Linked DNA regions of Homo sapiens: all the other regions are linked to region 4. The links are chromatin contacts, found by Hi-C or POLR2A ChIA-PET in ENCODE. All regions are on one chromosome and are shown on one strand. Each heading gives the region's core, a stretch centred on a gene start or an enhancer-like site at or near the end of the contact. The rest is flanking DNA. Distances are from core to core; before and after follow the strand shown.

Region 1 (3,506 bases), core at 932-3,431, 630 kb before region 4:
AGGCTCACCATTGTTCTTGCGCGGGCTAAGTGCCCGGGGTTCCTCCTAATCGAGCTGAATAGAGCTATAACACTCACCGCATGGCCCAAGATTCCATTCCTTGGAATCCGTGAGGCCAAGAACCCCAGGTCAGAGAACAAGAGACTTACTGCCATCTTGGAAGCGGCCCACCACCATCTTGGGAGCTCTAAGAACAAGGACCCCCAGTAACAATAGCACTATAACACCCCTAAACTGGAAAATATCCAGTCTGAGGTATAGGGCATAGTCATAAAATGGAAACCATCCAGAATGAAAATGAAAGAACTATTTCTACACACGGTATGCATGAATCTCACAAAAACAACATTAACTAAAAGAAACCAAACACAGTACACAGAGTACTGGTCTAGAGAGAAGGAGAATTCAAAACAAACAAAAGTAACCCAGCTGTTACAAGTCAGGGCGAGTCCAGCCAGGCACAGTGGCTCATGTCTGTAATCCCAGCACTTTGGAAGGCTGAAGTGGGAGGATCATCTGAGTCCAGGAGTTCGTGACCAGCCTGGGCAACACAGCGAAACCCTATCTCTACAAAAAACATTTTAAAATTAGCAAGGCGTGGTGGCACACGCCTGTAGTTCCAGGTGCTTGGGAAGCTGAGGTATAGGATTGCTTGAGTCTGGGAGGTTGAACCTGGAGTGAGTAGTGATCTCACCACTGCACTCCAGCCTGGGCAACAGAGCAAGAATCTCTTTCAAAAGATATATTTTTAAAGGCTACATGGGGTGGGTCATGCCTGTAATCCCAGTGCTTTCAGAGGCTGAGGAGAGAGGATAGCTTGAGGCCAGCAGTTGGAGACTCTAGTGAGCTATGATCGTGCCACTGCACTCCAGCCTGGGCGACAGAGACTCTAGCTCTTAAAAAAAAAAGAAAAAAACAGATGAATGATAACCTTTAGAAGGGATCGGGAGGCCGGATGTGGTGGCTCACGCCTATAATCCCAGCACTTTGGGAGGCCAAGGCAGGCAGATCACTTGAGGTCAGGAGTTTGTGACCGGCCTGGCCAACATGGTGAAACCCTGTCTCTACTAAAAATACAAATATTAGCCTGGGCAACAGAGTGAGACTCCGTCTCGGGGCGGGGAGTGGAGGGGGGAGAAGAAGGGATGGGGGAAAGGGGAGCACATGAGGCTTCTACTGTTTGGTTTTGCGATCTGGATTCAGGTTGTATGGGCATGTTCACTTTGTGTAATTTTGTCGAGCTGTAATGATTTGTGCTCTTCTCTTTATTTAACTTCAATAAAAGGTTTACTTAACAAAAATTGTAGCTGGTGTGAAGGGTAGCAGTGTTTCCCTGGGGCCAAGAGTACAGGCTTTGGGGACAGACAGACCTGGGTCCCAATCTATGCTTTGTCCCTTCGGCACATTGTTGACTGTGGCTGGTGGCTTCGTGGCTCTGAGCTTGTCTCCTTCTCTATAAATGAGGAAACATAATACTTGCGACGATGATGCCTGTAAAGCTTAAGCGCAGGACCTGGCATAGATCTGTAAGGCGGAAACCTGGGATACAGAACTAAGGTCTATGGATCTCCTGTGCTACCCAACTTCTGGGCACTCGCTGCCTCCTTTTCCCCAGCCCAGACGCGTGGGTTCTACTCGATTGGTTGCTCACTGCGGGCTCGGGGCTCCTCAATCCCGGGGTAAAGCCCAGTATGAAATGTCACCTTCAGGGGCAGCTCGGATCTTCCCACGCCCGCGCGGCGCACAATCTTTGGATCAGCGCCACGTGGAGACCTTACCCGCCCGTACGATCAATCCCTTCTGTGGAACCCAGCTCAAGGACCCTCCAGCCCAGACACTAGAAAGCGAAGAGCAGTTGGCCGCCAGACTGTCCGTGCCAGAGCTCTGCGAACTTACTCCGTTGAAAGAGCAACGGGGCTGCGCCACCTCCCGGAGAGAACCCCCAGCCCTCCACGGCAGGGCGAGATGGCGCCACCGCGTGATACTGCGCACGCCCACAGCTCCCGTCCCGCCCTCGCGCCTGCGGGTACGGACAGCGCATGAGCTTATGTTGAGGGCGGAGCCCAGACCAGCCCTTCGTCCTATCCTGCCCTTCCAGCACCTCTCAGCCGTAACTTAAACTACACTTCCCAGAAGCCTCCTCAGCCAGGGACTTCCGTTGTCGTCAGCGGAAGCGGTGACAGATCATCCCAGGCCACACAGAGGCCGGCTTGGTCACTATGGAGGAGATAGGCATCTTGGTGGAGAAGGCTCAGGTACAGTGGGGACTTGGGCTTTTTAGTCCGGGCCGGGCTCGCGGGGAGAGGGTGAAGCCAGACCTGAGTGGGGGGAGGAATGGCTTCCAGGACCCCGGCCCAGGTTGGGGTTATTTTAGAGGCCTCGGTGGAGAGCTTTGTGCCATTCGAAGGCCTGTCTGGGTGGCCGAGTGATGGTAGGAGGTAAGGCTCAGAAAGCGGGGCTGGGGGAGTGAGTGACGTTAGTGGGTCTTTGAGACGGATTGATTTCGAACCCTGGCCGGTAGTGCTTAGTGAGGTCGGTGGCCCGGCGTTGGGATTGGGTCAGGCGGTGAGTGATATATGGGATCCCGCCGTGCGGCCGAGTGATCCCCGGGTCTGGGCTGCGGGGCTGACTGATGTTCAGGGCTTTGCTGATGGGGGTAATGGGGCGGGTAGTTAAGTATTATCTGTGGCTTGCCTGAGTGATATTTAGGTCTAAGGTGAGTTAGGAGACTGTGACATAAGGGATCTTTGAGGGGAAACTGGGGAATGTTGGGACTCGTTGAAGGCGCAGTCACTTTAACAGCCTATCTAGGAGAGCCATGTGACATTAGGAACCTCTTGAAGGGGATTGGGTGGCATTTGGGTCTGATAAGGAGTTGATGTGACGTTTAGATCCTAGTTGGGGGTTGTGTGACACTGGGGACATGTTATGAGTGGTATATGATAACATAAGATCTGTTTGAGGGGCAAGTTGACATAAAGAGCTTGTTTAGGTGGCCAAAAGGTTTCCAGGATCTATTTAGAGGGTCTTAAGATATCAGGGGTCTGTTAGGGGCTAAGTGACATCAGGGTGAAGTGGGGAGGGGAACAAACATTAGTGAAGTTGGGAAGCTTTCATGAGAGGACTGTCTTCTTCCAATGTGAGTTATCCCCTTTCGTCTAGGATGAGATCCCAGCACTGTCCGTGTCCCGGCCCCAGACCGGCCTGTCCTTCCTGGGCCCTGAGCCTGAGGACCTGGAGGACCTGTACAGCCGCTACAAGGTACATTCGACCCCCAACCCAGACCTTGCACAGGACCTGACATCTCATACTCTTCCCCACTTTCCACCACTCTCTGGATCAGCAAGTCTGGAGCCATCCCCTTCTGTCCCCTCTCTGCTCGCAGAAGCTGCAGCAAGAGCTGGAGTTCCTGGAGGTGCAGGAGGAATACATCAAAGATGAGCAAAAGAACCTGAAAAAGGAATTTCTCCATGCCCAGGAGGAGGTGAAGCGAATCCAAAGCATCC
Region 2 (3,918 bases), core at 1,419-3,918, 600 kb before region 4:
AGCCTCTTTCTTTTAGCCAATTTCTCCCTTTTGGAACAGGAATGTCTATCTAATGCTTGTACCCCCATTTTATCTTGGAAGTAACTAACTTGTTTTTGATCTTACAGGCTCATAGGAGGAAAGAACTTGCCTTGTCTCAGATGAGACTTCAGACTTTGGACTTTTGAGTTAATGCTGGAATTAGTTAAGACTCTGGGGGACTGCTGGGAAGGCAAGATTGTATTTTGAAATGTGAGAAGGCCAGGAGATTTGAGAGGGGCCAGAGGCAGAATGACATTGTTTAGATGTGTATCCCAACCCAAATCTCATACTGAAATGTAATCCCCAATATAAGAAGTGGGGACTGGTGGGAGGTGATTGGATCATGGGCGCAGATTCCTCATGAATGGCTTAGCAGCCCTTTGTTTCCATCCTCATAATAGTGAGTTCTTATGAGATCTGGACATTTAAACGTGTGTACCATCTCCCTCCTCACTCTCTTGCTCCTGCTTTCACCATGTGATGTGCCTGCTCCCATTTTGCCTTCCACCATGATTGGAAACTTCCTGAGGCCTGCTCAAAAGCAGATGCCACTATGCTTCCCGTACAGCCTGCAGAACTGTGAGCCAATTCAACATCTTTTCTTATAAGTTACCGAGTCTCGGGTTTTCTTTATAGCAATGCAAGAATGGACTGATACGGATATATACAGATATATACAGATATATATAGTGGGATGACTGGGTCATATAGTGGTTATATTTTTAATTTGAGAAAACTCCGGATATTTTCTATGTTTGTACTAATTTACATTTCCACAAATAGTGTACAAGTGTTCCCTTATATCCATACCCTCACCAACCCTTGTCGTCTTTTGTCTCTTTGATTACAGCTATTCTAACACTGTGAGGTGGTATCTCAGTGTGGTTTTAATTTGCATTTCTCTGATGATTAGTAATGTTGAGCATTTTTTCATATGGACACTTTTTTTTTTTTTTTTTAAAGATGGAGTCTCACTCTGTCACCCAGGCTGGAGTGCAGTGGCGCGATCTAGGCTCACTGCAACCTTCGCCTCCTGGGTTCAAGCAATTCTCCTGCCTCAGCCTCCTGAGTGGCTGGGATTACAGGACCCACCACGCACCACCACACCCAGCTAATTTTTGTATTTTTTTAGTAGAGACAGGGTTTCACCACGTTGGTCAGGCTGGTCTCAAACTCCTGACCTCACGATCCGCCCACCTCGGCCTCCCAAAGTGCTGGGATTATAGGCATAAGCCACCGTGCCCAGCCTTATATTGACACATTTTTAAGGGATTTGGGGGGGGGCAGGGGTTCTTTGCAACAATGTAAACATCCAGTCCCTCATCAAACTTTCAATTTTTTTTCACGTACTAATTTATATCAGTTTGGAATTATGATTCCCTCTGTTATTTAATGGGTTTTAATCTATAACTAGCATTATTTATTTTGATGCTCAAACCATGTCAAGTTTGGTCAGTGGAAGTCCCTTCAATCTGGTTTCCATGTCCTTTGAACACGTCCCCACCATTCTTTGAGCACTGCCTTACTTTCAAGCACAAGATGTTCCAAGTTCATTCTGAACTTTCCCTTCCCCAGCTCTGGAATCTGCCATTTCTCCATGGAGCCTTGCTCCTTTCAGTGGAGCATGGTATTTAGGAACCAAGGGCTGACTGCCTAATGTGCTTTCCAAGTATAATTTCCTCAGTCCAAGCTTTTCAAATTGATCTGCCAAAGACCCATTGCCAAAGATCCATTGCCAGAATATAAGAGTGGAAGGAAATTCTTAATATTTTTTGAAAGTTACTATTATTTTCATTTTTCTCTTTGTAAAAAATTCATTTAATTCAATATAAAAAGACAAAAATCTTTGGCACATAAATCGCAACTCTCTGATGCAAATGTTTAAATAAAGCTGATACTCCAAGAAGACGCAACATATTCTCTTTATCCCACAGACATATAGGCCTATGGTTGCAAACTTTTATACACACACAGAGTCACAATTCCACTGGCACCCGTGATGTTCCACATCCAGATTTTCCAAATCACACATTCTCATCTTCACATAGCCTTGCCGGCAACCACACGGCATAGTACCACATTGTTACGTCAAGCACAGCCAGTCTACCACAGAGCCTGTCGTCCCATTGACCAAAGTCACAAAAATCACAGCCCCGGGTATTTACTGTGGTTTTCTCCAGTCAGATCCCTTCACTCACTACACACTGACTCACACTCAAATTACACACACGCGGAAACACAACCCGCCAGAGCCAGAGAGGTTCCGTCGGTCCCGCAACCCTCACAGTGCCACACACACGCGCTCACAAGGCAAATACAAATGGCCAGGCACTCATTCTTTACAATACACATATTAAGCGCCTATTATGTACTACACGCCGGGACTACCTCAAGAGGTGAAACAAACAAAATCCTGCCTGGCGGAGCTATCGCCCAGTCCCGCACGCACTCGGCCTCAGGGTCACACTCGGCGGTCCCACGCTCAAGTGGCCCGGCCAGTGGCCCAGAGGCGTCTGTTCTCCTCCTCAGCTTCCTGCGTGGGTTCCTGGTAAGTGAGTCGAACCCGCCGGATGCGCGCGCGCCTGCGCCTCCGCCCAAAAGGATCAGTTTCCGGCTGTGGACTACATTTCCCAGAAGCCCCTTGGGCAGTGTTGCCTGGACCCCAAGGGCCCTTTACATTGCGTTCTTAACGGTTCAGTCACCTTAACCGTTATTATTCACTTGCGGGCGAGAAGTCCGAGCTAGGTGAGGCGGAACGGGACTCTTACGAGTAGGACTGGGGATAGAACTGCCGCCCAAAGTGAGGCGCTCCAGGGCCCAGACCTGGCGTGTCGTGCCCGCAGGGAGCCTCAGGCCTGTGCGTGCTTGGGGAGCGGAGAAGGGAAATTGTGTGACAAAATGTGGCAGACGGTGTATGTGTGTGTGTGCGCGCGACGGGGCGCCTGTCAGGACCGGGTTGGGCGGGTGTGGGTGCGGGTGTGAGGCTGAGACAGGTGCCTGGCTCTCTGGTGTGTGTCACTGACCCTCTACCCTCCTCACGGCCTCGGTGTTTGCACACAGCAGTGTCCCCAAGAGGGAAGTCAAATATCGAGCTCTGGGATGAAGGTTCCCAGCAAGAAGGTACAGACCTGGGTTGGCGATTGGACTTTTGAATTAGAAGTGTCCCTAAAACAGACTCCTGGGACGACAGGTTGGAAGACTGCGCAGTTGGAGCCGCTGTGTGGGCAGCTGCATGTTTCAGAACCACTGCATTCCCATACCTTTGATCTAGAAACCTGGTGTGAGTTCAGAGACAGATCCCAGCCTCACTCTCACACAGCTGTTATGTGCGTGAGGTCAGCACAGATGTGGCGCTGGAGGGGATATTCTAGGTCGGTCTGTGCTCTTAAGAAAGGCCTGCTGTCTCATGATTATTTTTCTTCCCCCATTCTGCTATTCATCAAAACAGGGATCCTGAAAAGGAGGGAACAATTGTTGTAGCAGGTCTAAAAGTTCAGGTCCAGGTAAGTTTATATTTCCTTTTTATTCATAAAATGGAAATCACACATTCTAATCCTCACACAGCCTTGCCTGCACCCAGTCATACGGCGTGGTACCACACTGCTATGTCAAGCACAGCCACAATCTACCACAGAGCCTGTCACCTCATTGCTCACAGTCACAAAAATCACATCCCCAGGTACTTTCTGTAGCTTTCATTTGCATTTTTCCCTTTGAAGAAGTTCATTTGATTCAATCTAAAAAGACTAAATTATTTGTCACATAAATTGCAACTCTCTGGTCTATATCTTTAAGTAAATCTTTAAATAAATGCATAAAATGTTTTTGTTTTTAGGAAATGGAAACATTGCTTTGCTTTTCCTGAATTGTCCAGTGACCTATCCCAGGCCTTCCTTT
Region 3 (3,934 bases), core at 15-2,514, 950 kb after region 4:
CTGGCTGCTATTTCTCACGGCCCAATAACGAGATGCAGATAAACTGGGGAGGAAGAGAGTTTTTTATTTCTGGAACCGGTTACAGAGAGAAGGCCCAGAAAATATCTCCAGACCAACTGTAAATTACAAGGTTTTCCAGAGCTTATATATTTTCTAAGATGTATGTCTACGTGTCAGTGTGCATTTATCTAAAGATATAAGTGATTAACTTCTTTTAATCTGTAACTCTAGTCTAAGTCTTGGAGACCTTTCTCTGGAGCCTCAGTACATTTACTTAAATCTAAATGAGTCCAGGTGCTGGGGCTATTACCCTGACCTTGTCTCCTGCTCAATCACAGAGGTTTGGGGGGGGTTCCTTTAGACCCCCAATGAACTTGTTTGTGGAGGCCTGGCGAGTTTCTTCAGACCCCCAATTAAATTTGTTTAATCCTAAACAGGTCTGGTTAAGAATTCCTTCTTTGTTTTGTCATGCTGTAAGGCCCAGGAAAGGCCTAGGTAAAACCCTTGGTGGGCTTTTGTTACATTCTAGCCTTTGTAGAAAGGCGCTGGCACTTTCAGCTTTTGATACTGAACTTAACCACTCAGTCAGTACTGAAGTAGTTGTGATGGGGACCTCCATTAGTGAAATCTGGCCTGCCACAATCCCCACTGTCAATTTGCGCATGATTTCTATCATGCTTGTATATTTATTTATCACAAGAATCATAGGGAGATGGAGCATTGTAATCTTTCTGGCTACTTCCTGCTGAGAGGGGGTCATCGTTATGGGGCACCGAATGCAGCACTGGAGTGGAAAAAGTCGATTTGTTCCCAGTAGCACTCTCTGTTTCGGGGGTGTAGAGGCAGCACCTGCTAAAACATAATAGTAGGCAACAGCAACACATATAAATAGGTTGCTGCTACTTCCTTCAGAAGTTTCGGTTGTCTAGTCTTCAGTTCACAGGGCTTTAAGAAAGCACAGCTTAGGTTTCAGTGATTTCCAATTAAGAAAAATGGGGAAAAAGGGAAAGAAAAAGGAAACAAATGAAAAGATTATTTAGGAGACTTGTAGCCAGAGAAATACGAATTTAACCCAAACTGTAGAAAATAATAAAAACTGAATGCCAGACTAGAATTTAAAAACAGGTGTACTATAGTTTCCAAAAGTTTTTGAAACATAACTTCCCTCTCTCCAGTTACCCTTTTTTGTTGTTGTTGTTGAGATGGAGTCTTGCTCTGTCACCCAGGCTGTCGTGAAGTGGCACGATCTTGACTCACTGTAACCTCCGCTTCCCTGCCTCAGCCCCTTGAGTAGCTGGGATTACAGGCACCCGCCATCATGCCCGGCTCATTTTTGTATTTTTGTAGAGATGGGGTTTCACCGTGTTGGCCAGGCTGGTCTTGAACTCCTGACCTCAGATGATCTGCCCACCTCAGCCTCCCAAAGTGCTGGGATTACAGGAGTGAGCCACTGCACCCGACCCCAGTTTCCCGTTTTTACTAAAGACAAATTACGACAGGACCAATTTGCTTTATTATGCTTTGCCACTTTATTTGTACGAGGTGCAGCAAGAATAATTATTTTTCACATAGGCTTTTAAAATTGGTTTTAATGGGACTTTGTTTTATAGAAGGAATCTGAGATAAGACTTTTTAAAGCTGAGCCCCTGCCATGGATTTCTACCATCAAATACATATGGTTGGGTGAATTCCTGTCCTCTTGAAGTTTCAAGATAACTTGGGATTCCTGACCTGTCAGAATGTGACATTCTTTTCTTCCCACAGATCAGTAACCCTGTACAGGGACTGTGTTCACAGGATATAAGGTCAGTTTTCCAAAGGCTTTATTAGCTCCACAAGTCAAGTTTGATTCCTTAAAGGAAAGCACAGCATTCTGGTCAAAACCTTGGTAAAATAACCAGTTTTTCAAATTGTGTCCTGTTACCAAAGAAAACACATTCTTATTGCACTTATGCAAATAACTATATTGCCATAAATTAAGAATACCCACAAATAGTTTCCAAATTCTGGGGAAATCGGGTAGAGAGAAACAAATAATGCTCCAAATGGTGTTCATAGGAGTATATTTTGATTAATCGTTAAAAGCTGTCAATAGCTCAAAAGAAAATTTGCCTTGACTCTGAAAAGCAAAACAAAGGATCAGCAACGTTTTAAGCAAAAAGTCAAAAAGATCACTTCAGCCTCCTATTAGTTCACTTCATGCAGTTAATTCCTGTCCTGCTTGATATCAATGAACATTTTAGCTCTCCAAGTGTCCCGAACATTTTTCCTCTCTTCTGATGTCACAATCTCCAAAGTTATCAAAATTTGCATTTAAGAGCACCTGTTAGGGCTTTATAGCTGATTATAAAATTACCTTCTAAAGAGGGCCAAAACAAGGTAACATGTGTATATGGGTGACTGAACGTTTTAGGGTAGTCATAGTCAAAGACACAATTGACAAGGAAATCTGTTACCTCTGTGGCCCACAATAATTTAACATGACAATTATAATTATGACTGATAATGTACACTGAGATATAGCAGAATTATAGGAGTCTCCCATAACTTTGGAACCCTCATCAATAACATATTTATAGAAATATAGCCCAAAGAAAGCTAAAAATCATTTTATATTTCACAATGCTTCCTGTATGATTTTTGTACCAAATAAGCCAAATTTCACCTTTACATTAGTGTACTATTAATGTTAAACCTAATTCTTAATAAAACCTGATAGACATATTTACCCAATTTTAATGTTTGACCATAAGGTAACATTTTTATAGACTTTCTATAACCCTTTACAATTTTTGTTAAAGAGCAGGTTAGTGCTCTAAGAGAAACCCATTGTGTTTTTATTTCAATGCTCAATTTACAGAAATGCTGAATTATACCCCTTCAACTTTAGTCAATATGTTTACACACAAAAATATTTTAATTAATTTTTTCATAAACCTTTCACAACTTGCTTAAACATTTAGCTTTATTTTATCCAACTTAAAGCAATTCTTTAACCTTTTAATCTAGGCAAAAAAAATCCATCTTCTCATAAGAGCTTTAGAGACTCTTAGGCTTCTTTACTAGGACAGCTGAGCTCTAAAGCATGTGAACTTCACCCACCACAACTGTTTGCTCCATCTCAAGCTCAGAACCCTGCCCTGTCTGCCTAACCACAAGTGAGTATTTCCTGCCTTGATTTCCTGACATTTCTATATTTAATTCAGCTTGTTAAGTTCCAAGAAATCCCCTGGCAATTTTTATTATTGACCTCTTCTTCTTTGCACAGGTATCCAACCCAGTATCTACAAATAAATGCTTCACTCATCTACTCCTTTCATGAAACATTGCAAATCTTTTTCTTACTAGTGCTTGGGCTTGCTTTTTTTTTTTTTTTTTTTTCTTTGCAAGGAAACATATAGATGAGCCTCAAGAGATTTAGAAATCTTTTCAGAGTAACCAGCTGAATGTCAGAAAGTCATATTTGGAGGCCAATCTAGTTAGATTAGATAAATAGTTTTTAATTTTAACAAACTGTCTTCCTTTTCTAACTGGACCTCTGATCTCACAGAAGCCAACAAAGTATTTGCAGTTTATAGGATCTAATTTTAAAATATGTGAAGAGTAGGCACATCTGGAAGGCAGGGCATCTAGATCTTTGAAAATCAAAAATCCCGAATTTCACATTGAATCTGAGGTCTCTAAAAGAAGGGACATGCCACAAGACCAAGCCACACAATTTTTCCACACTGCACAATGCTGTAGAAACATGTCTTCAAGGCTAGTAGCACAGCAACAATCAGCCCACTTTTAATCAGACCATCCCCAAAGGAAATCATATTCATTGGTGGTGTTTTCACAGCCTTTAAACTGTGTCCAAACTGCACCTTTCTCATCTAAACTTGCAAAGAAACAAGGAGCCCCCTGCAATCACAACCATTTATTGCAACGGCTC
Region 4 (3,630 bases), core at 798-3,297:
CCCCATCCCTCCCCTCATCCCAGTGGGAGAGCTGGATGCATTTGGTAGAGAAGTACTTGGTCCCCTCCTTCCCCACTTAGTCCCTGGCTGTCTCCGAAGCCTTCTGCAGGGTCCGAAGCTGCCAGCCCAAAAAGTGTGCAGGCCCCCAGCGGTGCCTGAACCCAGTGCCTGCAGTGCCCAGTCCCAGCCCCAGCGTGAGGAAGAGACAGGTGTCCCTCAACTGGCAGCCACTGACGTGAGTGGGCAGTCCCTCCCCTACCAAATCCTCCCTCAGGAACTCCTAGCTTTGCCCCCGTTTCCGCTCCTCCTCCCTTCCCCTCTCCCTCTCTCTCCCCCCTCCCTCCCCGGCTCTTTCTTTTGCTATCAGCCTGTCTGTCCGTTTCTATTTCATCCCTTGCCTGCCTATCTCAGGCTCTTCCCATCTCTGCATTATTTCTGTCTCTTTCTGTTTCTTTCTAGTTACCTGTCTCTTTTCCTCTCTCTCTTTCTCCCTGTGTCTCACTGCCTGCCTCTATGTCTAAGTCTCTCTGCCCCTTCTCTCTTTCTCTCCCCCAACCCCCATCATCTCTCTTTCTCTCAGGGTCTTTGTTTCTCTCCCACTAGAGGCCTGGTCCCCATAAATAGGTGTTGTGGGGGGAGGGTTGGGCAGAGCCGCTACTGAAAGACATTTTCCTGGCATGGAGGCCCTTTGGTGGGGAGGTCAGTTTAACCCGGTGACAGCAGCTTTTCCGTCCTCTCCCACCCAGGCTCCAGGAGGCCAGAGCTCTACTGAAGCGGCGGCGGCCCCGGGGGCCAGGGGGCCGGGGACTACTGAGAAGGAGGCCCCCACAGCGTGCCCCCGCTGGCAAGGCCCCGGGTAAGCACATCCGCCTTTCCTCCGCCTGGGGCGAGGGGGGTTCCGGGCCAGATAAAGCCGTCTGGTTCCCACGGTCCAGCCGCCGCCTACCCGCCCCCCGTTGTAGCTCAGCACCCACCCCCAGGACGAGGCCCCCTCTAGGGACCCCAGCGTCCGGCCGTGCGAGGTGAGCCCGGGACAGGACCAGACACAGGCCAGAGGCACTGACCCGCGGGGGTGGGGCCGGGAAGCCAGGCGTCCGGGCTCCCCGCGGCCGAAGAGGGAGGGCGCTGGCCCGTTAGAAAGCTCCGCCGAACCAGCCCAGACAACAAAAGCGATTGTGCGGGTTGGCGCCTGCCTGGGCACCAAATGCTCAAGATTGTGGGGCGGCTGGGGGCCAAAGGCCTCCTCCTGTTTCCCGAATCTTCCCCCTGCCCTCCTCCCGCTCCAGCTCTTGACCCCTAGTCTAGAACACCCCTCATCTCAAACACCCTCAAAACCCTCCTCTTGCTGTAGCCTTCAGCCCAGATGTGACCCCTCCCCCTAAAGTCTTCCAGATGTGAGCCTCGGGCCAGATGTTAGTACCCCCGCCCACAGCCTCCCTTTATCCATTGTGACTTCTCCCGCCAGGTGTGGCGTTCTGGCCAGATGTGGCTACATCTTCACATGTATCCCCCCCACCTCCAGCCTCCTGCCCAGGATCTAGACGCCCAATTCCTTTATGTGCCCAGGTGTAGCGACCCTTCTCCCATCCCTCAGATGTCCCACCTGGCTGTCCAGATGTACCATGATAGCCCCCTATCAAGATGAAGCCCCTTTCTCTGTGCCCCGGGCAGAAGAGGATCAACTCTTAGCTGTCTCCCCAAATGTGGCCCCCACTACTCTTAATGGATTTCCTCTTTATGGATTCAGCTCTGTCTGGGGGGAAACCCGCCCGCCCCCACCTGTTCCCTTCCCCGCCGCTCCCCTACAGGCCCGGTCCACTTGTTGGTGCGCGGATGGGGACAGAGGGGGCGCCCCGCTCACCCCTGCGAGTCTAGCGCCCAGCCTGCGAGCCTCTGGCTAAGCGCCCAGCCCCACGCGCCCCCGCGCGGCCGCCGGGGAGGGAGTGGTGAGGAGGGGGGGCCTGAGCGGGGGCGCGGGCGACCTCCCCCGCGGGCGGGCGGGCGGGTGCGGCCGGGCCCCTCGGGCGGGCTGGGGCGGCGGCGCGGCGGAGCGCGGCGCTGCAGCCATGGCGGGCGGCGTGCGGCTGCTCTGGGTGTCGCTATTGGTGCTGCTGGCGCAGCTAGGGCCGCAGCCTGGACTGGGCCGGCTCGGAGAGCGTCTCCGCGTGCGCTTCACCCCGGTCGTGTGCGGCCTGCGCTGCGTCCATGGGCCGACCGGCTCCCGCTGTACCCCGACCTGCGCGCCCCGCAACGCCACCAGCGTGGACAGCGGCGCTCCCGGCGGGGCGGCCCCGGGGGGACCCGGCTTCCGCGCCTGTGAGTGCGGGGTGGTGGTCCCGAGAGAGCGGCTCCGGGGGGGAGGAGGATCCCTGGGGATGGAGGAGACAGTCCTCCAGGGAGAGGGAGCCCAGATTCCATATGCAATAGTGCAAGGGAATATCAGGGGCTATTTGAGGAAGGGGGCCCCAAATTCCTGGCTTTTGGGGTTGGGTCCTGAGGGTTCCGATTTTGCAAGCAATGAGGGTTCTTAGAGGCCTGTGATGTCCCACGTGAGGGAATTGGCGCCAGCTTTCATGCTTTGCGTCAAAATGGGGATCTCAGAATTGAGGGGCCTGAGAACTTTTGGGAGGGGGGCTCGAATTCTGAGACGCTGAGTAAGGAGTCCCCGGGGACCAAGCAAGAGTCTCAGGACCGCATGGGGGACGTCTCAGTTTCTGTGTGTTTGGGTGGGAAGGTTCTGTATGGGAATGCCTGTGAGGTGGGGTACTAGAGAGAAGAAAGTTAATCCGAAGAACTAAGAGGGAGAGGGGACAGAGACGGGGGTTGTGTGTGTGTGTGTGTGTGTGTGTGTGTGTGTGTGTGGCGGCGGGGGTGGGGTGGGGGTGTCTCCGCAGGACCTGAGTTGCAGGGGTCCCACGTGCGACAGAAATCCAGATAAGAGGGCTTACGGAAGGGGCGCCCCCTGGGGGCGGAGGGGACAGGAGGTGTATGCACCAGGCACTCCTAGAGATGGGGAGCCTTGGGGGTTCAGGTGAGGTGGGGGAGGGCGCACCACCTGTTGTTCCAGGATGCAAAAGTGGGCAGACTCTCTGGGATCGGGCCTTCCTGCCCCCTACCCCGCAGACCCTATGGAGTGGGGAGTGGGGGCCCCTGGAGCGGAGAACTCGCCCAGCCTGGCCCCCAGCCAGCCCAGCCCGGCCGGCGTGAGCTCATCTCCCGCCTGAGCCCCCGCCCGCTGCCACTCCCTCTCTCCTCCCCTTCCTCCCTCTTTCTTTCACTCTTTCCCGGCCCAGCCCCAACGTGCCTGTGCCAGGCGCCATGCCCAGGCGGGTGCCAAGCCCTTGGGGGTGCAAGGAGTGGCATGTGAAGTGGGGGCTGACCTCAAAGGGACCCCTATGTCCTCAACTCCCCGCTTGGCCAGGGCTGTGGGGCATGACGTTGGCTGTGGCCATCTAGTGGCCCACCCTGGGTGTAGGCACCCCCAGGGAGCTGGCCTGCGGGCCTGCATTCAGGCCAAGAGAAGGCAGAGAAATGCCTCTGGAGCCTGGGAAATACCCTCAGACCTGGCTGGTTTCCCACCCCCTCCATCAGAGACCCTTACCATTCTGCAATTTTGATTCCTAGTTAAGC
Region 5 (3,468 bases), core at 786-3,285, 650 kb before region 4:
GGACCCCATTCTCAGGTCATTTCTCTTGGTACCCCAGGGGATACTGAGGCCAAGCAACATCACAGAGAAACACGAGCTTCTTTTTCTTTGTAATATCTCATTTAAACTGATCCCAATTACAGAGGATGCATCCAAGGGGGGGAATCTTTTGGGACGTCTGTAGTGTTTCCCATGGTAGAGCTGGTGTCCTGTAATCAAGAGGTCTGGTGAGGGATGCAGCCTCTGACTCTGACAGTCTTCACAATTGCAGCACACATCCTGGTCTGACTCATCCCAGACCTTCAAATCCCTGGCAAGAACTAAGCAAGCCAAAGAGGACAGAGGGAGGAGAGCAGAACGAGGGGGCTTGAGAGCCTTTAGCTCTTGGATTTGCCAGCTTCAACCCACAAAGTCTAGCAAGTAGTAGATTTTACATCAGCTCCAAGTAGAACTTACTCTACACCCACATTTATTTACATGGACTCTAACAAGAAACGAGATGATGTACTAGACAGAGGAAAAATTTCATCTGGCCTAATGAGTAAGGCTTCCTTCCAAGAATCCTGGAGGGTGGCTTCACCCATGCAACAAGGACCAGAAACAAGAACGCATTTCCATTCAGACAACTGACAAAACAGATTATAAACGTCCAGGCTCCACAAAGAAGAATACGGTCAGGGAAAATACTGAGTGGTTTCAGTATTTGAAACAAAAGAGAATTCCAGATTGCCGGCTGGTACCTAGCCCACACATGTCTGGGGCAGTTCCCTAGACCAATCTCAGAAGGGCCAGCCAGAATCACTCCAACTGCCTACGCAAGTTTCCCAGAAGGGCTAACTGGAATCACCCCAACTTCCCACCCAAATTTCCAAAAATAAGGGAGAGAAGGAGAGACAAAAGAAAGAAAGAGGCCCTTATCAATGTCAGACATAAGTCAAGGCAAGGATTGGTTTGGCCGGTTCTTGAACAATCCAGATAGGTTTAGTGATTAATGTATTAAGTTTAGTCTAACATTTCCTTTGACTTGACAAGATGTTCTAGTAGTCCTCACTCATTGTACTCCTGGTGAAAGTTTCAAATCTTGGAAAGGGTAAGAAATACGCAGAGGAGATGGCCAGATATAATCCTGGCCATGCCATTTACTGGGCATCTGGTGAGAGAGAGAGAGAGAGAGAGAGAGAGAGAGAGAAGAAGAAGAGCAGACTCACCTAGGGTCCAGACTTGACTCTCCAAAGCACCAACACCAAAGCAATGGTCCAGAGTGGCCACCTTTGTTACCACCTGGTCAGTTGCCTCTGTCCTCCAGGAAGTCTTGCTAACTCCTGTGGGGACCTAAAATGAGGGTCCCATCTGGGGTACCAGGAGATGTTACAATCATCCTTGGTTCTTGTAGTCTTCCAGGATAGAAATCAAGTGAGATTGCTGGGTGTGGTGGCTCACCCCTGTAATCCCAGCACTTTGGGAGGCTGAGGCAGGTGGATTGCTTGAGCCCAGGAGTTCAAGACCAGCCTGGGCAACATGGTGAAAACCCATTTCTACTAAAAATACGAAAAAAAACAGCTGGGTGTGGTGGTGCACACCTGTAATCCCAGCTACTTGGGAGGCTGAGGCAGGAGAATTGCTTGAACCTGGAAGGCAGAAGTTGCAGTGAGCTGAGATTGTGCCATTGCACTCCAGCCTGGGCGACAAAACAAGACTCCATCTCAAAAAAAAAAAAAAAAAGAAAGAAAAAGAGAATGTTTATTTTAGCTTGTGCACAAGAAAGGTCAGCACTGCAAAAGGAAAAGGGTGGGCTGCACCCCAAAGGGAGCAGGTTGATCTGTCTTATAGGGGCCTAGCTGCTGTGACGTGCCTGTCATTGAATGTTTAGGAGGGATTTCTTTGGTGCCTGCACAGTGGTTCAACACGCTTTTTCATACATTGTATATAACATTAGCATTTTAAATCACCTCTGGGCATGATTTTTAGCATTAAAATAAGGAAAAGTTGAAACAAGCCTAGCTGTACTTGCAGGTCCCTGGGGAAGTCCCTAGGCCCCTAAAGCAGGAACTTGTGGTTACTAGCTTCTTGGGCCTTTGATGCTGATTGGCTGGAGATTAGGTAAGCTACATCTTGAGTAAGGGGCTTTTCTTCTTTTTCTCTGGACCACATCAAAACAGGAAGTCAGCCAGCTTGCCTGTCACAAAACCAGGAGTCAATAAATAAAATGATTTATTATTTGAATAATGTATTTGTAGGTTCTTTTGGGTTCTCTACACATACAATCATATTGCTTATGAATTAGTTTAATTCCTTCCATTCTCATCTTTATAACTTTTCTTTAGGCTTTCCAATAGATAATTGAATAAAAGATATGATGGGGGCATCCTAGTCTTGCTTCTGATCACAAAGAAAATACTTTCCATTGGTTTTTGTTGTTGTTTGAGAGGGAGTCTCGCTCTGTCACGCAGGCTGGAGTTCAGCGGCACAATCTAAGCTCACTGCAACCTTTGCCTCCTGGGCTCAAGCGATCCTTCCATCTTAGCCTCCCAAGTAGTAGGGACTACAGGCACATGCCACCACGCCCAGCTGATTTTTGTATTTTTCTGTAAAGATGGGGTTTTTGCTCAGGCTGGTCTCGAACTCCTGGGCTCCAGTGATCCACCTCCCTCAGCCTCCCAAAGTGCTGGGATTACACGCATCAGCCACTACACCCAGCCTGTTTTCAATATTTTGCTATTAAGTATGATGCTTACCGTAGCATTTTTGAAAGTATACATTATTGTATTAAAGAAGTTTCCTTCTACTTTTAATTGTTTAATCATAAATAGATGTTTAACTTTATCAAATGATTTTTCTGCATCTGTCTCAATGATATTAATATCCATTGTTGATCATTACCTTGATGTAGAGTTGCTAACTAAGATACAAGACCTCCAGTTCAATTTGAATTTCAGGTGACAATTAATTTTTAGTATAAATATGTCCCATGCCATTTATTGGCTAAATCTGGAAACCTGTCTAGTTCCATTATTTCACCAGGGCTTTGCAAAATGGGGATTTTTAATGTATTATTTTCTCTTCATTTATTAACTACAATGCTATTATACAAAGAAGCATCCCCTCATTAATTCTCTGGTTACCCTAAATTGTAGTTAATACAGAAAAAGCAACTTAAATGCTTCAATTTTCAGTTTTAGTACATTCTCTCTAAAGGTAACCAAAACGTGTGTGTGCGTGTGTGTGTGTGTGTGTGTGTGTGTGTGTGTGTATGTAATATCCTTATGAATGCATGGATTTTTAACATTTGAAGTGGTCAAACCTTAGACCAGTGGGAGCTGTCTTGGTTTATGGTACATTTCCTACCCAGAACCACAATCATCCATTTCTAAAAGAGCCACAATTCCTATGATTACCAAATTGTATTTATTTATTTATTTTGAGACAAAGTCCTGCTCTGTTGCTGAGGCTGGAGTACAGTGGCATGATCATGGCTCACTGCAGCCTTGA
Region 6 (3,703 bases), core at 455-2,954, 840 kb after region 4:
GGATTCTCACCGATTTTTCTCATGCACCTTGTACATCTCCCTTTGGAGCAAGTAATCCCTCAGAGCCTCCACATCGTAGAAATAGTTGGTCAGGAACTGGAGTATTGTCCTTTTCTTCTTCTGATTGCCCTCTGGGGCCACTGCCGCACCCAGGCGATGGATGCCCCTGATACGCCCATTCCACATGGGGGCGACCAGGCGCAGGGACTGGGGAGGGGGAGAGGAAAGGAGCTGAGCCTGGAGCCTCCTGGGAGACACAGAGCTGGATCCCCCAGTTCTTGCTCCATGAACCTCAATCCCTCTGCTTCCCAACTCACCCTAAGTTCTTCCTTCAAAACTTCAAAACTGTCTTTGAGATTCCAAAAATTTCCCCATGTTTTTTCCAAGTTCCTCCTCCCCTTAGTGAACCCTAAATTTTCTCGACTAGCCATATATTGTTGATTTTCCTAAATTCTTCCTCTAACTTTCCCCCAAACCCTTATCACTCAAAACCTGCATTATTTGACCTCTTAATTTTCCACAGATTTGCCCCTTAATTACCCAATTCTTCTGCTGGGGTCTTCCCAAATGACTTCTTTCTTTCCCCAGAATATAATCTTAAAAACTTATCTCCAAACCTCAAGGAGAGGGTGCTCTGAGCAATCCCTAAAACCAACCAAGCTTGTCCAACCCGCCGCCTGCATGCAGCCCAACACAAACATGCAAACTTTCTTAAAACATTAGGAGGATATTTTTGTGATTTTTTTTTTTTTTTTTTTGGCTCATCAGTTATGGTTAGTGTATTTTATGTGTGGCCCAAGACAATTCTTCTTCTTCGAACAGCGTGGCCCAGGGAAGCCAAAAGATTGGACACCCCTGAACCGAGAAGGGTATAAAAAGCATGAGCTTTGAAGAGGAGAGTAAGAAAGTCGAGGGGTGTGGCCAATGGGAAGAAGCCCCCAAACTCTTCAATTTTGCTTTCAAGGTCTCCTCTTAATCTACCCCAATTTCTCTTTGCTTTAACCAAATTCTTTTTTTTTTTCAAATTATCTCGATAATTTTACCCAAACCCTTATTTTCCTCAAAAGTTTAAAGCTGCCAACCTCTTTAATTTTCCCTAAATTCATTCCTTGATTTTAAATCCTCTGAAAGAATATCTCAAATTCTCCTCTTAATTTCACCCAGATCATGCCCTTAGAACCTCCAAATTGACCTCTTGGTTCCCCCACCCATCATGCTTTTGAGTTTTCTGTAAAAATTCGTCAATCTCCCACTAACTTTCCTTACATTCATCCTTCGGTCTTCTAAGACCAAATCCCACATCCTCGAACAATCCCTTCCAAGCTCTCTTATCCTACAGGCCCCACCCTTGCCTGTCCATTAGCTCCTTGTGTCATCCCTCCCTCTGATTGGTTAGTCGCGTCGCTCTTCGGCAGCCACTCCCTCATCCCCATTGGATACTCTCAGCCAAGTCCCTGCCTCCTCTCGCTCGCTAAAGCGTCTCCTCCGCCTGCGACCCTCACAGATCCTTCCTGGCCCCCACTAGCCACAGGTTTGCACTCCCAGTACGGGGCTTGCCAGGCTTAGCCTGCTGCCTCACGGCTTTCTGCTCTCGTGGCCGCCAACAGAGGCCCTGAATGCGGAGGCTGTAGAGCGGACTTCAAATTTGGGGCTCTAGGAACTCCGGTCACTTACCGCCCAGGGAGCCGCCATCTTGCTAAGGTTTCGTAACCGGAAGGGGCCGGTCTTATCCCACGCTCCTGGTTCAGCGCGAACTTATTCTCCTGTGGCCACGCCCCGCGTTTTCTAACCGTCCTCTTAAAGGTGCACGCACTTTTTACTCTTAAAGGGTTTAGGGATTGCTCACAGCGCCCTCTCCCTGAGCTTCAAAACGAGACACAGGTCGGGCTCACGCACCTGTGAACCCAGCACTTTGTGGAGGCCGAGGCGAAAGCATCGCTTGAAGCCAGGAGTTCGAGACCAGCCTGGGCAACATAGGGGAGCCTTTATCTCCACAAAGAAATAGGGCAACCTTATATCCACAAAAAATAAAATGTTAGCCGGGCGTGGTGGTGCACGCCTGTGGTCCCAGCTACTCACGAGGCTGAGGCGGGGGGATCACTTGAGCCGGGGAGGTCGAAGTTGCAGTGAGCTGTGATTGCGCCACTGCACTCCAGCCTGGGTGACAGAGCGAGACGCTGTCTCTTAAAACAAAAAATTGAAAAACAAAACAAACCCCAGGACTCCACAATCTTTCCCTAGGAGAAGATGGGGTGTTCTTCCCGGCAGAGTACCTTTCTTTCCTGACTGCAATTGCAGTCTCCCCAAGCTTTCTTATTCTTCCAGCTTCCACTCACTACCTCCTAAAAACAGGGAATGAGGGGGCTGAAAAGCTGACCACGTCATTTTTAAAAATTAGGGTCAGGTAAGAGAGTGGGTGAAGAGGTTAGATGTCAAGGTTAGAGACTGAGGTGAGATCTCAAGACCAGTTTGGAGTTGAAAGCTAGATCGCAGCATGAAGAGCCATTGTGAAGTCTTGTGGATAGAATTATTCATTCATTAGTTCCAAGAATATTTACTGAGCACCTACCACGTGATGGCAGGCACTGTTCTAGATGCCGAGGTTACCATGGTGAGCAGGACAGACCCAGTCCCTCTCTCAGGAAGTCAACATTCTGGGCTGGGAGAGGATGGATGTGGGAGAGGATGAATAAGAAACAAAGGAATCAGCAAGGCAATTTTGATGAGAAGCAGATAAAAAAAAGTGACTGGGTGTAGGGCCATCAGCAAAGGCCTCTCTGAAGAGGTGACATTGAAGTAGAAGTGAATGATAAGGAAAGAGCCATTCAAAGATCTAGGGGAAAAGCGCTGCAGGGAGAGGTAGCCTCTAGAGCAGAGAGGCCTTGAGGTGGGAACCAGCTTGCAGACAGAGATAGGAGACTGGGTTGAGAGGTGGGCAGGGGCTGACGGTGCAGGCCTGGTAGGGTTTTATTCTATTCACAGTGGGAAGAAGGGAGTGTCAAAATCGGATTTACATTTTGTAAAGATTATTTCTGCCAGGTGGAGAATGTACCTTAGAGCAGCGGTCCCTAACCGTTTTGTTACCAGGGACTGGTTTCGTGGAGGACAATTTTTCCATAGACTGGGGGTCGGGGGTGGGGTGGGGATGGTTTTGGGATGAAACTGTTCCACCTGAGATCATCAGGCATTAGATTCTCATAAGGAGCAGGCAACCTAGATCCCCCGCACGCACAGTTCACAATAGGGTTTGCCTCCTATGAGAATCTAATGCCACTGCTGATGTGACAGGAGGCGGAGCTCAGGCGGTAATGCTCACTTACCCGCTGCTCATCTCTTGCTGTGCGGCCCAGTTCCTAGCAGGCGAGGGGCTGGTACTGGTCCTTGGCCCAGGGACTGGGGACCCTTGCCTTAGAGGGCAAGGGTGGATGCAGGGGACCAGTAAAAGAGGCTGCTGTAGCAGTCTAGGCAAGAGATGAATGGGGATGGGGCAGAGGGAATGGTGAGAAGTGCTCAAATCCTGGGCCTGTTTTGAAGGTTAAGCCAACAGATTGAGAAACTAAAAGCAGACGGGCGTGGCTGTGCACGTGAGGAAACTGGAAGGGCAGCAGGTTTAGGAAGGTGGGTGTGGCAGCTGAATAACGAACCCTCTCCCCATACCTGTGAATCCCTGGGCACTGTGACTATGTTACTTTCTATGGTAAAA

What was found. A loop is a pair of places that touch in the nucleus more often than their neighbours do. ChIA-PET counts read pairs that join two places held with the same protein, here RNA polymerase II (POLR2A). Pooled maps may share reads with other maps.
Region 1: a loop to region 4 is called in a map with no recorded cell type, with 4 times the contacts of the local background. The contact joins the promoter of PSMC4 here to the promoter of LTBP4 in region 4. A Hi-C loop is called at or near these places in 1 of 37 single-sample maps with no recorded cell type and 5 of 50 pooled maps. POLR2A ChIA-PET finds 5 or more read pairs at or near these places in 1 of 52 experiments (activated CD8-positive, alpha-beta memory T cell).
Region 2: a pooled map shows a loop between it and region 4 (3-fold over the local background). The contact joins the promoter of ZNF546 here to the promoter of LTBP4 in region 4. A Hi-C loop is called at or near these places in 1 of 37 single-sample maps with no recorded cell type and 10 of 50 pooled maps. POLR2A ChIA-PET finds 5 or more read pairs at or near these places in 3 of 52 experiments (A549, activated CD8-positive, alpha-beta memory T cell and activated T-cell).
Region 3: a loop to region 4 is called in a map of naive thymus-derived CD4-positive, alpha-beta T cell, with 2.8 times the contacts of the local background. The contact joins the enhancer-like site here to the promoter of LTBP4 in region 4. A Hi-C loop is called at or near these places in 2 of 168 maps with a recorded cell type or tissue (naive thymus-derived CD4-positive, alpha-beta T cell and natural killer cell) and 8 of 50 pooled maps. POLR2A ChIA-PET finds 5 or more read pairs at or near these places in 2 of 52 experiments (CD4-positive, alpha-beta memory T cell and activated CD4-positive, alpha-beta memory T cell).
Region 5: a map with no recorded cell type shows a loop between it and region 4 (4-fold over the local background). The contact joins the enhancer-like site here to the promoter of LTBP4 in region 4. A Hi-C loop is called at or near these places in 1 of 37 single-sample maps with no recorded cell type and 3 of 50 pooled maps. POLR2A ChIA-PET finds 5 or more read pairs at or near these places in 2 of 52 experiments (A673 and activated B cell).
Region 6: a pooled map shows a loop between it and region 4 (2.9-fold over the local background). The contact joins the promoter of DMAC2 here to the promoter of LTBP4 in region 4. A Hi-C loop is called at or near these places in 6 of 50 pooled maps. POLR2A ChIA-PET finds 5 or more read pairs at or near these places in 2 of 52 experiments (A549 and WTC11).

What each region holds. Positions count from the first base shown.
Region 1 is chr19:39,968,984-39,972,489 of GRCh38, forward strand. PSMC4 (proteasome 26S subunit, ATPase 4) reads left to right here and starts at 2,182. Exons shown (of 11, transcript NM_006503.4): 1 at 2,182-2,255; 2 at 3,163-3,261; 3 at 3,386-3,506. The coding sequence starts at 2,220. It overlaps LOC124904720 (a long non-coding RNA gene), which reads right to left and starts at 1,988. Exons shown (of 3, transcript XR_007067260.1): 1 at 1,897-1,988; 2 at 1,371-1,453. RefSeq lists enhancers at 1,502-1,551, 2,052-2,441, 2,466-3,145.
Region 2 is chr19:39,994,392-39,998,309 of GRCh38, forward strand. It overlaps ZNF546 (zinc finger protein 546), which reads left to right and starts at 2,669. Exons shown (of 7, transcript NM_178544.5): 1 at 2,669-2,766; 2 at 3,470-3,524; 3 at 3,857-3,918. RefSeq lists enhancers at 1,817-2,318, 2,304-2,483, 2,319-2,818, 2,491-2,785 and a silencer at 3,604-3,703.
Region 3 is chr19:41,551,942-41,555,875 of GRCh38, forward strand. It overlaps a transcript of CEACAM21 not described here. Among named protein-coding and RNA genes, the nearest start is that of LINC01480, 18 kb to the left of the region's middle. Within about 2 kb of position 1,265, at least 5 of the 41 ENCODE cell types and tissues checked have a DNase peak (open chromatin) inside an H3K27ac peak, as active enhancers do; they include natural killer cell, where a contact is called at or near this core.
Region 4 is chr19:40,599,322-40,602,951 of GRCh38, forward strand. It overlaps LTBP4 (latent transforming growth factor beta binding protein 4), which reads left to right and starts at 2,048. Exons shown (of 30, transcript NM_001042545.2): 1 at 2,048-2,316. The coding sequence starts at 2,067. RefSeq lists a silencer at 1,982-2,131 and an enhancer at 3,313-3,630.
Region 5 is chr19:39,951,601-39,955,068 of GRCh38, forward strand. No RefSeq gene overlaps it. Among named protein-coding and RNA genes, the nearest start is that of PSMC4, 18 kb to the right of the region's middle. Within about 2 kb of position 2,036, at least 8 of the 41 ENCODE cell types and tissues checked have a DNase peak (open chromatin) inside an H3K27ac peak, as active enhancers do; they include A673, where a contact is called at or near this core.
Region 6 is chr19:41,438,208-41,441,910 of GRCh38, forward strand. It overlaps DMAC2 (distal membrane arm assembly component 2), which reads right to left and starts at 1,705. Exons shown (of 6, transcript NM_018035.3): 1 at 1,675-1,705; 2 at 11-207. The coding sequence starts at 1,692. RefSeq lists an enhancer at 1,440-1,609.